2 separate regions of the Mus musculus genome follow, and region 2 is linked to region 1. Evidence: chromatin loops called from intact Hi-C (ENCODE). Cell type or tissue: heart. All regions are shown on one strand. Links, peaks and the distances in the headings refer to the core of each region. The heading gives the core; the rest is flanking DNA.

What was found. Hi-C counts contacts between places; a loop is a spot of excess contacts. Peaks named below come from ENCODE experiments on the same cell type or tissue, not always from the same donor. Only the 100,000 strongest peaks of a DNase experiment are listed, where the experiment ranks them.
Region 2: it touches region 1 in a loop (2.8-fold over the local background); 5 of 42 quality-filtered maps call a loop at or near these places.

The regions. Positions count from the first base shown.
Region 1 is chr6:47,313,162-47,316,083 of GRCm38, reverse strand. No RefSeq gene overlaps it. Among named protein-coding and RNA genes, the nearest start is that of Gm35280, 57 kb to the right of the region's middle. In heart, for the core only: a CTCF peak has its summit at 1,416 (motif pointing left); no DNase peak of the experiment used is centred there; H3K4me3 peaks cover 452 bases.
Region 2 is chr6:47,189,992-47,192,913 of GRCm38, reverse strand. All of the region lies in intron 20 of Cntnap2 (contactin associated protein-like 2), which reads right to left. Gm35280 (a long non-coding RNA gene) reads left to right here. Exons shown (of 8, transcript XR_001785456.2): 8 at 270-1,530. Among named protein-coding and RNA genes, the nearest start is that of Gm35565, 36 kb to the left of the region's middle. In heart, for the core only: a CTCF peak has its summit at 1,458 (motif pointing left); no DNase peak of the experiment used is centred there; H3K4me3 peaks cover 915 bases; H3K27ac peaks cover 494 bases.

The sequences.
Region 1 (2,922 bases), core at 193-2,692:
GGAATACTACTTAGCAATAAAAATGAGTAATCTAGTGATATATACAATTCAGATGGATCTCAAAAGGATTATTCTGAATAAGACCCACCCAGTCCCAGATGGTACCTCCCAGGTTGCTTCCATTGATAAAACCTTGAAAAGGTAAAATTACAGTTTGGACACTAATGATCCTCACGATTCCCAGAGGCCAAGGGCAAAGAGGAAGGTCACAGTGGCTGTAAAAGATTCATTGGAATGTTCTGTATCCTGGTTGAGGCAGTGGTCCCAGAGATCTACACATGTGATAAAGTTGCAGAAATTAAATATACACAAGCAAAGGAGTGCTAGGAAAACTGGTGAACTCTGCATGACTCGGATGCCAATTTCCTGGTTGTGATATGTGCTATAGCGCCTAAAGATGATGCTGAGTGTGTACAGTGAAGGGCAGATGGAGTCTATTAAATCTCACAACTGCATGTGAACAGCTAGTTATTTCCAAAGATTTGGAAATGTTCCACAGTAACCCATGATTAAACACAGAAACAAAAGTCAGACTCAACCCCCCTGGCTTCAGAGCAAATTCCTTTGTTTTGATAAAGGTTATAAACCAAAGTCAAACCAAAACAAACTAAATCAAAGTCAGATATGATGCTAAATGTAAATTCAGATTACAGAGAGATGCTTGTCCAAGCTGTGAGGTCCAAGCTTCCATGATGGGAGAGGAAGAGGGCCGAGGGAAGCTGGGAGCTTGAAGAGCTTGTGAGGAACTGTGGGCAGGTAAGTTATCCTTTATTTCCCAGCTGGAACACAGGCTGTTAGGCATGCATCTGCTGACACAGACACGGACACGGACACGGACACGGACACGGACACGGACACGGACACAGATATAGGCGCACACACCAGTACCAAGGCTTGCAGACCTCAGGCCTTAGACAGGTTAGAGGTGTACACAGCTGGCCAAAGGCAGAGGCAGGATCCCGACTCAGGTTTCCATGCAGGCACTGATCTGTAGCTGATCCAGGCTGACTAGCAGCCATCGAGTGGCAAAGGTTTGAGTCAAGGATAAACTCTGGGGTGGCTAGAGCATAAGAGTCAATACAAGCTGGAGATGTTATAAAAGCACATTTCCTCCGGGGAGAGACTCAGCGAAAACCATGGAGAGAACATTTGTTTCTTTTTTTCTATGAATCCCTATGGGTCCCACTTTTTATTAAACTCTAGCAGATGTAGATGAAATAAAAGGGTTTTTGTTTGTTTGTTTGTTTTTAATCTTATCACATTTCCTCTTTGGACTTAAGTCACAGACACTTTCTAAATTACATACGGAGCAAGTATTTGATTTTGAACACATTTAAAAAATACGTTCTTGGGTTTTTGTTTTTTTGGATCCCTATTCGTTCCTCAGACTGTAGGAATCTGCCATCTAGTGGCTCAATACTGAAATTGTTTTGTCCTTCCTATTCTATGTTGGAAGAGAATTTCACATGGATTTTTTGTTTGTTTAAAATCTGAAATTTATCAGCATGGCAAAAATAAAGGAAATCTTCTCTATTAAAATTGAAGCCTTGAACAGGACTCCTATCTGCCCTCAGACATAGGTTGTTGGAGAATTTACAACAGTATAAAAACAAATTTCTAGATGTCATTTGCCTCTAATGATGTGACTGTCCAAGTTTCAGTTAGAGCATTTAAATAACTGTAAGACTAAACGGAGTGGCAAAACAGCTAGTGTCTAGTACTTCCAACCACGGACAGGCTCATTATATACCCTCAATTTTAAGTGCCTTAGATCATGTAGATAAGGTAGGAAAGTGGGCTCTCACCATTTTGCCACACACTTGTGTCAGCTGTCACTCTTTTGGACCTGATTCACTTCACTTCGCATGTATGAGCTTTATTTTCTTGTATGTATGTCTGTGCACTACTTGTGTGCAGTGCCTGAGAGGCCAGAAGAGGGTGTTAACTCCCTAGAACTGGAGTTATGAATGGTTGTGAGCCTCCGCTAGGAACCGATCCTAGATCTTCTGTGAGAACACACGCTCTTAAGCATTAACACATCTCTCCAGGCCCTGAAACTCTCACGTTGTAAAAGTGGCATCCTCGGTTCTCAGATCGGAATCCGAGAGATTTGCATTCCTGCTTCATTATCTGCCTTCCTGGTTTTGTTCCTGTCTTCTGCTCCTCGGTTGTTTGTGTATAGTCACATCATTTTCCTTCATTCGCATGAGTATATTAAATATATTTTCTCTCCTGCCTGTACATGTATGTATGTCCTGCCTGCCTGTATGTATGTAAACCCATGTAAGTGACAGTTCTTGACTTTTTGTCTTTCTACTTTCAGTGATATTTAATGATGTCAAATATTTCAACATTGAAACTAAATTATCTGTATTTCCCCATGAAAGGGGGAGGGGGAGTAATTTTTATGCTTCCAACTTAAGAAAAAAAAAACAAAGTTTTTTTTTGACTGTTAACCCATAGTTAAGAGCATCATAAAAACACAACAAAGCAAATACCTCATGATTACACTTCTTTGCATTTTAAAAATGGCCCCTGTATTGGCTAGTTTTGTGTCAACTTGACACAGCTGGAGTTATCACAGAGAAAGGAGCTTCAGTTGAGGAAATACCTCCATGAGATCCAGCTGTAAGGCATTTTCTCAATTAGTGATCAAGGGGGAAAGGCCCCTTGTGGGTGGGGCCATCTCTGGGCTGGTAGTCTTGGGTTCTATAAGAGAGCAGGCTGAGAAAGCCAGGGGAGGCAAGCCAGTAAAGAACATCCCTCCATGGCCTCTGCAACAGCTCCTGCTTCCTGACCTGCTTGAGTTCCAGTCCTGACTTCCTTTGGTGATGAACAGCAGTATGGAAGTGTAAGCCAAATAAATCCTTTCCCCCCCCAACTGCTTCTTGGTCATGATGTTTGTGCAGGAATAGAAACCCT
Region 2 (2,922 bases), core at 188-2,687, 120 kb after region 1:
TGGTTTCTGGAAACTACATCAACAGCACAGGATTTAAAGTCCACCCTGAGGAAAAGGAAGGCCGTCTCTGCCTTTGAAAACAGTTTGATGAGTGCAGACCCTTCCCGAGCTGAGTGATTTGCTGGCTGGATTAGGGTCCACACTCATTTCCATAGAGTAAAACCTGCCTGATTGGATCTCCAGTGCTGTCCTCTGAGCTAGACAGTGCTGTCTATGTAATTATGGTTTTAAAGGGATTCTCTCACTGAACGGATGCTGTCTGCTTACAGAGGAATGCTGACCCTCGGATGCTCTCCACCCCCACCGCATGCTGCAGCTCAATATGGCCGACTTGCGTTTCACAAGGAAATGAATTTTTCTGCTATAATTAGCATCTCTAGAGGCTGAGAGTCGGAGTGGGGATCGCAGTGGTTAATGGCACATGTCCTCTGGCAGAATTTGTTCTTCCCAAGTGGAAGAGAGGAAAGTCCTCAAAAGTGACTTGGAACAATGCATGTTTCTGGCCACATTTCCCAGGTACACGTGCAAACAGTGGTGTCACAGCTTCATAGACCATGATGAATCCCTGTGTGCCCACATGACATCTTCTTCTGTCCTATCTTTTAAAGACAATTATGGTCTCCTTGTGCTTCCTCAGCTGTAAGCTCTTAGAACTTTCTAGGGTTCTGTGACTCTCTCTCTCTCTCTCTCTCTCTCTCTCTAACTCTTCTCTGATACATTACATCCTGCTTCCCTTCAGAAAACAGCAGGCCTTTCAGAGATATCAATGGAACACGGCACAACAAGTTACGATAAGGTTAGACACAAACCCTCTTATCAAGGCTGGACAGGCAACCCAGTAGGAGGGATGGAGAGAAAATACGGAAAGAGATTCTGGAATTGTGTGTGCGTGCGTGCGTGCGTGCGTGCGTGCGTGTGAATGTGTAAAATAAGTGCAGAGAAACTCCCTGGAATCTACCAAGTATGACCCCAGAGACGACTCCTAGTAATGAGGGATACTGAGCCTGACACACTCTTTTTTTGGAAGAACCTTCCATTCCAGCTCAGGGTCGTGGGACAGGGGGGTCATATGTCAGGTTCAGCCTCCCCGAGCGCATGGGAACCTCGGACTTGTCTGAAGAGTGCACTGCACTGGAAACTGGTACGCTCCATTCACAATTGGGCACCACGGACATTCCTTATTACTGTTTGTCTGGAACCTTCCCTGTAACTTAGATTATGGAACAGTCAGGGATAAGTGTTAAAGAGTCTACATATTTCCGGAAATTTTGAGAATCTGACCTTTAGGGAAATGGCACTGTTAATTTTTTTTGTACATTGAAAAAGTGTACTAAAATATATCACTAACAAACACTCTATTCAGAGAAACTTTTGCCCGTTTTAAGCTAGAAATGCCTTGGGATCGAGCTACTTAATTTCTGCAGCTAAGTTTCAGCGGGCAGTTTTGGCGCCCTCTGATGGCATACATGGGTAACTGCAACACTTCCTTGTTAAACCCATTAACTGCTTCATTTTTTTAAAGCCAGGATTAAAAAAAAAATTAAAAATTCTCTTAATTTAATATACACAGAGTGGATTTCACTCAATTTTTCTTATAACATATTTTTCTAATGCTTTAAAAATGGATAAAACAATACATATCCATCACAGGAAAATAATAATGTAAACATTCTATAAAAATAGCATATGGTGATAATGATAATTATATTTTTTCATTTATTCAGAAATGAGTAGAAACCAACTAATAGTATTTTATTTTATGTGTATGGGTGTTTTGCCTGCATGCATGTCTGTGTGCCATGTGCATTTAGTGCCCACAGAGGTGGGAAGAGGGCATCAGATACACTAGGGATGAAGTCAGAGGATTGTGAGCTGTCATGTGGGTCCTGGGAATTGAACCTGGGTCCTCTGAAAAACCAGCCAGTGCTCTTGGTCACTGAGCCATCTCTCCAGTCCTGCCCTGCCTTCCTTTAACTTCACAGTGTATTGTAAAACTTTTTCTCTGTCTATAATAAATTTATAATTGAATCACTTGTCAGTTTCTGGATAATTATCATTCAGTTTTTGGATATATAACACAACATACCAATGTTTATATGCATGCTCTATAGAGCAAGTAAGTCCAGCCTTTAAAAATATCAAATTTTAGTGTTTAGGGTCTGGGGAGATGGTTCAATAAGACATTTACCACACAAGCATGAGGGTTTTCAGTGGCATGTAAAAGCCAGGCGTTTAATGCCTGTCTGTAACCCTAGCACCAGTGACAGAGATAGGAAGATCCGATCCCTGAAGGTCTCTGACCAGCCAGTCTAGTCAACCAGGCAGCTCCAGGTTCAGGAAGAGACCTAGTGTGGACGGGCCTGCTGCTGGTCTTGTGAGCCAATCACCTAACGAATAAAGCCAATCACTGGGCGAGTAGGTGGGACTTCTGGGTTGGAGAGAGGCAGAGAGGAAGCAGGAGCGAGTTAGGGCCCTTTTGGAACCGGACAGCGGAGGGGTAAGATGTAGCTGCTAGAGTTTCCCTGTGTCATGGCAGAATCAGTTTTTAATAAGGCTTACAAGATTAGGTTTTAGTGGTTGCACCCAGAGATTGAGTTACCATAGTTTCTGAGCTAAGTTTGTGTTGTGTTTTCCTTTAGGCAGCGGCTCAGCTGGATTCAAGAGAGAGAGGTACAGCGGCAAAGCATGGGTTTGCCAGATGTGCACCACAAAGGCTGTGGAGGGGTTTGAAGCATGAGGTTGGCATGATAGCGACCTGACAGTGGGAACCTAGCAAGCTGAATGGAGACGTTTCAGGAGCTCCAGGCCAGAGAGACTCCACGAGATGAAATAGGTCGGCCTTTTACCGCCAGTGCATGGCCAGCCAGGCACAACCGCGGGAGCGAGCCGGCTCTATTTTTTAGATACTTCCTTCAATAGAGA